2 separate regions of the Homo sapiens genome follow, and region 2 is linked to region 1. A link is an interaction called in ENCODE POLR2A ChIA-PET data of the cell type or tissue named here. Cell type or tissue: OCI-LY7. All regions are shown on one strand.

The links. Peaks named below come from ENCODE experiments on the same cell type or tissue, not always from the same donor. Only the 100,000 strongest peaks of a DNase experiment are listed, where the experiment ranks them.
Region 2: POLR2A ChIA-PET joins it to region 1 with 9 read pairs; 2 of 35 experiments call an interaction of 5 or more read pairs at or near these places.

The regions. Positions count from the first base shown.
Region 1 is chr10:110,669,261-110,674,260 of GRCh38, reverse strand. The region is part of intron 1 of RBM20 (RNA binding motif protein 20); the gene reads right to left. Among named protein-coding and RNA genes, the nearest start is that of RBM20, 27 kb to the right of the region's middle. RefSeq lists an enhancer at 1,466-1,755. In OCI-LY7, CTCF peaks have their summits at 1,783 and 1,986 (motif pointing right); DNase peaks (open chromatin) are centred at 1,750 and 2,010; H3K4me3 peaks cover 1,311 bases; H3K27ac peaks cover 1,154 bases.
Region 2 is chr10:110,581,006-110,586,005 of GRCh38, reverse strand. It overlaps SMC3 (structural maintenance of chromosomes 3), which reads right to left. Exons shown (of 29, transcript NM_005445.4): 8 at 4,985-5,000; 9 at 3,908-4,083; 10 at 3,364-3,444; 11 at 2,458-2,622; 12 at 2,044-2,165; 13 at 1,610-1,823. Among named protein-coding and RNA genes, the nearest start is that of SMC3, 16 kb to the right of the region's middle. In OCI-LY7, no CTCF peak of the experiment used is centred here; no DNase peak of the experiment used is centred here.

The sequences.
Region 1 (5,000 bases):
ACAGAACATAAGAATTGACTATAACTCAAAAATGACTTCCATCCTACACAGATATTAAAGCCCAGCCCTTCCTTCCAATATGTTTGCAGACTGAGTAGCCATAAATGAGTTTTATATTACTTCCCACCCACCTGACACACAAATGAACTAAAATGCACCCTTAAAGAGATATCGTCTCTCTTCAGGCAGCAAGTTTGGCAAGAAATTGCAATATAAAAATGCAGGAAGGAGGATTAGAATATCCTCAAGTCTGGCCTTGCCTCAGGAAGATACACCCTCAGACTGCCAAAGGAAAGCTTCTCTGCTGGTAGATTCATTCTCCCCAAAATGTTTAGGAAGCCAACCCTAAAAAGCTATGCCACCCACAGTAAAGGATATTCCATTTTTATGTGACTCAAGCTCATAACAATTTCTGATGGCTCTCTGAACTTAGCAATCCAACACAACCTCTAGTACCACTTCAATCCCTGAAACACAAGTAAACCTCATTCCTCCAGTTTCAATATAGGCCACTGTCCTCAGAATGTGGGGAGTTGGAAACAAGCAGATTGCAGAATATACATCTAGGTTTCAGATCACACAGACTTCAGCAGCCAGTACCTTCTAAGCTCTCCTCGCCTGTGGCCTTAGTGACATTATCTTAAGAGTATTCTCATAATTCCTGGTGCTGGTGAGGCTGGCCGGAAATAAACACTTAAGCACAGCTAGCAGGAGTAAACATTTATACAAATTTTTTGAAAAGCCATTTGGATGCTGGGCATGGTGGCTCACGCCTGTGATCCCAGCACTTTGGGAGGCCGAGCTGGGTGGATCACGAGGTCAGGAGTTTGAGACCAGCCTGGCCAACATAGTGAAACCCTGTCTCTACTAAAAATAAAAAAATTAGCCAGGCATGGTGGTGTGTGCCTGTAATCCCAGCTACTTGGGAAGCTGAGGCAGGAGAATTGCTCGAACCCAAGAAGCAGAGGTTGCTGTGAGCTGAGATTGCACCATGGTACTCCAGCCTGGGCAACAGAACAAGACTCCGTCTCAGAAAAAAGGAAAAAAAAAGAAAAAAGAAAAAAGAAAGAAAAGCCATTCAGGAATATGTATCAAGAACCTTAAAAACATTCTCACTCTGCCCTATGATAATGAGACTATAACCTAATACGGAAACAAGTTTTAGCCAGAAAGATGTTTACTGCAGAATTTTTTAATGAAAATAAAAAAACACCTAAATATTCAAAAGTAGAGTGGCTGTATATGGCATGACAGAATATTATGCAGCCAGTATGTATGTTTGTAAAATAATAATAAGAGAAAAAATGCAAAGTTCAAAGTTGAGCTTCATAGTACAATTAAAAACTAGAAAAAATAAATCTAACGTATGTATAGACAAAAAAGCAAAGGAACTATTCCAAATATCAGTTGATTTTAGATAGTGGACCCATGACGAGTTTTTCCTCCCTGCTTTCTACTGCTCTATACTAAGTATGTGTCAAGCTTTATTTGAAAAACTCAAGTACAAGTCCACGGTACAACCTAGCACTCTGGGGGCACTGGCACTCCAAAAGAAAGTTGCCTTCCCACTCCAGGAGAAAAGACCATCTCACCGGGGACCGCTGTGCCCACCCCAGGTCTGAAACGTCCCCTATCCGCGGACGGAAGCATCTTCAGGGGTCGCTGGAGAACCGTGGGGGCGCGAGCGCGCAGCTTCCGCGAACACCCGGGAAGACCGCCTGCGGCGCACCGCCCCGGGGGCTTTGGCTGACGATCACGGAAGCTCCGCCGGGCGAGGGAGGACGGCAGCAGCCCGGAGAGAAGGTCTCTGCAGAGCGGGGACGCAGGGTCCCGGGTGACACTCGGCGAGGGGAGCCTCCCCTTTGACTGTCTCGCTGAGACCTCTCAGGCTTCTAGTTTTCAAACACGAGGGTTGAATTATTCGGAGAGCTCAGCAGAAAGCGGATTAAGAAGGGGAAAGCCGAGGGAGCCATAAACTGACAAGTGCTGCGACCTCTCCGGCCACCAGGGGCCGAAGTCTCACCACTGCCCCCACCCGCGGCGCCAGGCATCGCCTCCCTCGTGGCAGAACCCTGTCCAAGTGCGCGGAGAAACGCAAAGCGCGGCAGGGACGGCTCCCTGAAGCCCACCGGGTAAAAGCAATGCCAGACATCAAAACCAGGAGCCTCCGAGAGCCGTCATCGGACAAGATAGGAAGAAGAGTCCCTAATAGGGCCCTAAAATACCCCCTAAGTTTGTCCCTCTGGGGTGAATTTGAAGTCTTCAGAGCTAAGTGGCTGATTATGAGCCTCAGCACCTCGGGTCCCAGGTGATATTTTGGTGATGAGACTCCACCCTAAAGGGATAGCAACTCTGTAAAAGCTGAAAAAGAATTCCTACATAATATCAATAATCACACCAGAATGGATCTCTTCTGTAAATTAACATTTTAAAAGATATCTTTACCAATAAAGAGATTTAAAGGGAGTGTTTCTTGTAAATACGGTTAATAAGCATGTCGATATATATACATATATATATATATCTTAAACAGTGTCATTTTACTTCTATTAAATTAGTTTTTTAAAAAAAATCTTGAGCTGGAGAGGTGTTTGTTTCACGAGCGCACAATGCATAATACTTTGGTAGACACTGTTCTGAGCAATATACAAATACTCATTCCCAATAATAGACCTATGAGGTGGGTACTGTGTCACTCCCACTTTAAAGAGGCAGTAACTGAGGCACAGGTAGGTTAAATACTTTGCAGAAGTTCACACAGCTGGTAAATGCCAAGTGTCAAGCTGGAATTCAAAGCTGGGCAGAGTGGTTCCGCTTAGTTATTGTGAGACCAATATCCTCCTATGTTACTGCTAACTTTTTAAACAGGTACAACTTTATTGTAAAGCAATGTGGCTAATATATCAAAAGCAATAAAAATATTCATACGCTTAGAAATAATAATCCCATTCTGAGAAAATATTCCAAAATGACATGCATGAAGAAAGCCATTACTATAGTATTGATAAGACAGAAAAACTAGAACCATCATTGTCCATCAGTAGGTGAATAATAACTTTGGGTAAGTCAGCTCAGTGAGGAGGTATGTGTACATGCCCACGTGGTTCTCCAGCGATCCCTGAAGATGATCCACTGGAGGCTTCTGTTTCCTGATTGGAGACGTTTCTAGGCCTGGGGGCTTCGAGGCAGCCACAGGAGAGATGGTCTTTTCTCCTGGCATGGGAAAGTGACTTTCTTTGGCAGCGCCAATGCCATCATGAAAAATTAAATTATGAAGAGGATGCAACTGCAAGAAAAGTCTTTTTACATCATAATGTTAACAGGAAAATAGAATGTAAAACCATGTGTGATACTTTAAAATATATGCACATGACCAAAAATAAAAGGAAGGAACACAAAAGAGAAAAATAACAATCTGACAAAGAGATTACTGCTAATATTTTTTCTTTCAAGAATTTCCCTTTTTGTTGTTACAGTCGTGTTGTTATGCATAAAGTTTGGAGAAACTGAAGTACATCTCAAAGTATTTATGAGAATAAGCCATATTTCCTGCGTCAAGAGCATCCCAAAGGAAACCTGTAACAGGGATGGTTCTACGGTATTTAAATGTTCTCTGAGCGGGGCTCCCTCTTGCCAGGGAAGGAGGATCATGCTGGCAGCTGGAATTAGCACCGTTCTCAGCCGCTGTATTAGAGAACCCCAGCAGAGATGAATGCTGCAGGGATTCCAGGCCTAGCATCAATGCCCACAAATCATAATGATGGTGAAAGAAGCAGAAGCCAATGTCTGGGGCTTTTCACACCCAGCAGCTAAAGAAATACAGTCCAGTCATGAGAAACTTAGTTTCAGATCTCACCAACGGGCAGTCTAAGGATGTGCCACATTCTTCACTTCCTATCTGTCTGTGCCAGATATCAACCAACAGTCCCTGGGAAAGAGACAAGAGTGAGCTAGATCATTTCTTGAATCTACTCTAAAACTCCAAGGTGTGAAACTTTTAGACTCCCTAGGAAATCAAGTTGAAGCAAGGAAAAATCAAGACAAAAATTCTCAACTCAAGACAACATGCATTGAATACACATTCATGTAAACGTGCAAAGAGAGATGATACCACTTTAACAAACTGTAAATATTATTTCACACAAAAATCACCATCTAAAAAAATCACTCTTCAAAAAAAAAATAAGGTGGAAACTAAAAGGTTTCAAAGAGATGAATTATTAGACTTACTAAATAAAGTTGGGTCATGGTTAAAACCAAAGCAAACATTTCTGGAACAACTAAATAGGGTGAAATCGAATGGTTTCAAAGAAATGGCATATTATTTTTAATTCAGCAACCTTTAATCAGGAGTTTGTCGATTGACCAAGTTCTAAGCCTTCTCCAAAAGCCAGTAGAGTACCTTTTAGTCACTGTGTGCTTAAGAACTGTGTCAATGTACAACTCTTGCCACCCCAATCCCTACCTTTTACTAACTGGACAGACCCAAAAATGTCAGTTTGGCTGGGAAAGCCAGTCCCTTGAAATGTACTACAACCAGGCCAGATACAGTGGCTCATGCCTGTAATCCCAACACTTTGGGAGGCCAAAGCTGGAGGACCGCTTGAGCCCAGGGTTTGGACACCAGTCTGAGCAACACAGCAAGACCGTATCTCCATTTTTTAAAAAGTACTGTAACCAAGTGAAGGTGCAAAGTTTTCAGATTTGAAAGCAATCTTCTGAGCCTACAAGTGTTGTAATTGAATCCAAAGTTTTGTTGAAAGGCACATACAATCACGTAAGTGGTTTTTGAATGGGAGGCAAAAAACCATAAGAGGCTTTTCAGATAGATTGTAGTGGCCTGTAAACACGTCTTACTTCAAGTTTATTGCTTTTAACAGAAAATCCAAATAATACATGGAGGAGCTGGTCGTTTAAATATCATTCCTATTCCCCAAAAGACAACCCTGTCCCCCCTACCCCGCCACACGCATACAGACTTGCCACACTCCTTCCCAGTG
Region 2 (5,000 bases), 88 kb after region 1:
GCTAACACAGTGAAACGCCATTCTACTAAAAATACAAAAAATTAGCCAGGCGTGGTGGCATGTGCCTGTGGTCCCAGCTACTTGGGAGGCTGACGCAGGAGAATTGCTTGAACCCGGGAAGCGGAGGGTGCAGTGAGCCGAGATCGCGCCACTGCACTCCAGCCTGGGCGACAGAGCAACACTCCATCTCCAAAAAAAAGAGATTAGGGACAAATAATTATATATAATATACAATTAATAAGTACATAAATATTAATATATGTACTTTATAACAAATAATTTAAAATGTCAAGTCCCAAAAGTCAAGAAAAAACTGAAGAACTGGTCCAGATTAAAGCAGATAAAAGAAACATGACAACTAAATGTAACATAAGATGCTGGAATACCAAAAAATGAAGTTTTAAAAAAAAAAAATTACACCGGGCATGGTGGCTCACGCCTGCAATCCCAGCACTTAGGAAGGCTGAGGTGGGTGGATCTCGAGGTCAGGAGTTCAAGACCAGCCTGGCCAAGATGGTGAAACCCCACCTCTACTAAAAATACAAAAAAATTAGCCGGGCGTGGTGGCAGGCACCTGTAATCCCAGCCACTCGGGAGGCTGAGGCAGAGAATTGCTTGAACTCAGGAGGTGGAGGTTGCAGTGAGCTGAGATCATGCCACTGCACTCCAGACTGGGTGACACAGTGAGACTCGTATTAAAAAAAAAAAAAAAAAATTGTTACTATCAGCTGGGCACGGTGGCTCACGCCTGTAACCCCAGCACTTTGGGAGGCTGAGGCAGGCAGATCACCTGAGGTTGGGAGTTTGAGAGCAGCCTGACCAACATGGAGAAACCCCATCTCTACTAAAAATACAAAATTAGCTGGGCTTGGTGGTGCATGCCTGTAATCCCAGCTACTCAGGAGGCTGAGGTTGCAGTGAGCCGAAATTGCGCCATTGCACTCTAGCCTGGGCAACAAGAGCCAAACTCCATCTCAAAAAAAAAAAGTTACCAACAAGCTATTTTAGACATATGTTGTGACATCTTGTTAAATTAAGGGTATGTAAGACACATGCTACCAATTCATAAAAACATATTTTAAGCTGGGCACAGTGGCTCATGCCTCTAATCCCACCACTTTGGGAGGCCAAGGTCGGAGGATTGCTTAAGCCCAAGATTTCGAGACCAGCCTAGGCTACATGGCAAGACCTCGTCTCTACAAAAAAATAAATAAAAATTTTGCTGGGCCTGGTGATACATGCCTGTGGTCCCAGTTAGGAGGCTAAGGATGGAGGATCGCTGAGCCTGGAAGGTGGAGGCTGCAGTGAGTTGTGTTTGTACCACTGCACTCCAGATTGGGTGACAGAACAAGACCCTATCTCAAAAAAATTAAAAATACATACATACATTTTAATATACTTAATCTACATAAAGGCTCAATGACATGAATATTCTTTAAAAAAGAACTATATGTATATTAAACTGTGCAGGCCTTTTCTAAATAAGTATCTGTCATATATTTTAAGAGCAACATGTAGACTTATTTAAAAAGAAAACTTGAAGTAGATAAAACTAAACACATTTATCTCTTCTGAAAGATTTTTACAAAGCAGCTATAGAAGTTCTTACATTATACTGCTCCAGATTTTTCTCTTTATTTGCTTCAGTGTCTTCCAAATCCTTATGTATAGCAGCAATCTGTCTTTTCTTGTCATTAATAGCCTGATCTAAAGACTTGAGTTCCTTTTTAATCCACTTATCCCTTTCTTCTTTTGATGTAAACTGGCTTCCTCGACCCTGCTTTGCATAAAGATCCGTTCTTTCCTGGGTAGCTTGAGCCAATCTACACAAAATAGAAGCAAATGGGATGAAAAGGAGAATAATAACCAAGTTTAATTGCAACCAATAATGTCAACTGCACACAGAAACATAAAGCCATTTTTCAAAAAGATACAAAAAGAATTAAGTGTAAAAAGCAGCTACTATATAATTGAGCTCCTCGGACAACCTAGTTTTACATAATATGATGTAGAAAGTTAAAGTGTTGGTGAAAGTTCTCAGACCTAGCAATTCCTCGTTCTTCTTTCTCTTTCACACTGTTGAATTTGGGTTCTGTTTCTGCCAGTTCTTTCTGCTTTTCTTCTATTTTTTCAAGCAGCTTCTGCCTCTCTTTTAATAAACGTTTCTGTAAACAAAGTAAAAATGCAAACTGCTTTAAATTTTTTGCATAATTTAGGTCTAGCATAAATGTTTTCTCAGGAAAAAAACTTCATGAGAAAACCCACCTGTAACATGAAACTCTTTTTTAATGTAAGAAACAAAGGGACAGTACCAAGTTGTTACTTGAGTACAAATTATGCTAACGTAGCAAAGCTTAAAAAAAAATTCCAACACACACCAGTCACAGAAAGGGCTGTCTTCTACAGTTGCTACTCACCTGAACATTCACATCTTTCATTTTTAGCATTTTAACTTACCCTTTGTTCACTATTGCCTGCTAGTTCATCTTGTAAATCCTTGGCTTTAAGCTCCAACTTAGTCCTCTGCTTAATCTGCTCTTGTCTTTCAGCACTAAGCTGTTCTTTTTCTTCTTTCATAGCTGAAATTTTTGTTTTCAATTCTCTAACTTGGCGTTCGATATCCTATTCAAAAGTATTAAACAGAAAATAAGGCAATTAGAAGTACAATAGCAGAATTGTGACACCATTAATTCTCTTTCACTTAATGTTTAGTAATACTCTGTCCTTTCAATATTCAATTCCTCTAACTCTCCCTTGTGTAATCATTCCATAATTCTGGTACAAAAGGGTTTACTATGGTCAAAAACATACGATGGCTGGACATGGTTGCTCATGCCTGTAAACTCAGCACTTTGGGAGGCCCAGGTGGGAGGACTCCTTGAACCCAGGAGTTCAAAACCAGCCTGGGCAACATACTGAGATTCCATCTCTTCAAAAAATAACAAAAATAGGAGGCTGAGGTGGGAGGATCACTTGAGCTTGAGAGATCAAGGCTGCAGTGAGCTGTGATCTCACCACTGCACTCCAGCCTGTGCAATGGAGTGAGACCCTGTCTTCCAAAAAAAAAAAAAAAACTTCAGGAGGCTGAGGCAGAAGGACCACTTGAGCCCAGGAGTTTGTGACCAGCCTGGGCAACATGGTAAGACCTTGTCTCTACAATATATTTAAAAACTAGACAGGTGTGGTGGTACACACCTGTGCTCCAGCTATTCAGGAAGCTGCGGCAAGAGGATTGCCTGAGCCCAGGAAGTCAAGGCTACAATGAGCCATGATGGCACCACTGTACTCCAGCCTGGATGACAGAACAAGACCCTGTCTCAAAAGTAAAAAGTAAGTTAACATGAACCTTGTTTATAATCTTACCTCCATTTTATCTCTTGCATCCTGCTGAGCATCTCTTAATTGTCTGGATTTTTCTCCACTAGTCTCTCGCTTAGCAGAAAGCTAAGAAAAAAAACAACTTATCATATCTAACTCATTTTGTAATTACTAAATATTTCATAACATCTAATAAAAATTTTTCTATTAAAATAAACCAAAAGTAACTGCTCAAATTTTCTACAAAAATTTTAAAAATGATTTTAAACTAGAAAACTGAAGCACTAAATTTTTGTACAAAATGTGTAGTTTAGGATATACTACAACTACAAGAAGCCTTCAAAATGGCTTTCCTCTCATCTTGTCTGCCTAATACCACCATCTGATTATATTTCAGATAATACTATATAGCAAGGACCACATGGCTAATTTCCTTGAACTAAAAAAACTTGCTGACTAATAAATTCATTGAGAGGTTTTTTTTAAGTTTCTATTTAAAATCACTGAAAAGTGTAATTATGGCCTGAGTTTAACAAATTCATAAAAACAAAATTAATCTGATTTTAAGTGTCACAGGTAAATATTTTACCTCATCAAGTTTGGCACGAGTCTCGTTAAGTTCCTGATTGTAAATGGTATATTCCAGGGCTCGTCTCATTTTATCCCACTTCTGATACTGAGCTAGTTCTTCCTTTTCTTCCTCTAGAGTATGTAATCTCTCTTCAATGTATTTTAACAACTCATTGATTTTTTCCCGTTTGCCCTCTTAAAAGAAATGGGGAGAGAGGTGGAAGAATTGAATAAGATTTTTATGTAATATCACTTCTTAAATATACCTTGAATTAAATTATTTTTAAGAACTGTAGCATTATTTCTTTGATGTGATGTGGTAACCCAATTTAAAATACTAAAATAGCAATTAACCCATTTATGCCAGAGGTTGCAAATTTTTTTCTGTGAAAAATCAGACCTTGGCAATGACCTTGAGCAGTAGAATATAAGTAACATCCACAAGCTTAGGATTCCAATAATGGAATGCTAGGCATAAATGGGTTAAGATCCTTTATTATGAAAAGCACCAGAGAACAAATTTACACATGGTGACACTGGTTCTTTTATAACATGTAGTAAGGGCCTCAGTTTAAGCTTCCTTTTAAAAAGTCAGTGTGCCGGCCAGGCGCAGTGGCTCATGAGTAATCCCAGCACTTTGAGAGGCCAAGGCAGGTGGATCATCTGAAGTCAGGAGTTCGAGATCAGCCTGGACAACATGGTGAAACCCTGTCTCTACTAAAAATACAAAAATTAACTGAGTATGGTGGTGGGCACCTGTAATCCCAGCTACTCAGGGAGGCTGAGGCAGGAGAATCACTTGAACCCGGGAGGCAGAGGTTGCAATAAGCAGAGATCGCGCCACTGCACTCCAGCCTGGGTGACAGAGCAAGACTCCATCTCAAAAAAAAAAAAAAAAAAAGTCAGTGTGCGTTTCCACAATATTTTTAAAAGCTACTAACATCATTGGTGTTATGGATTCTCAATTTTTATTAATAACAGCATTATCTAATGCTGTCATATACTAAACACCTACTATATTCCCATCATGGAGCCACTCTGTCACAAAAACAGTAATTTGCAACAAAAAAATAAGGCAGAATCACATTTATTTTACCTGTTTCTTTCATTAA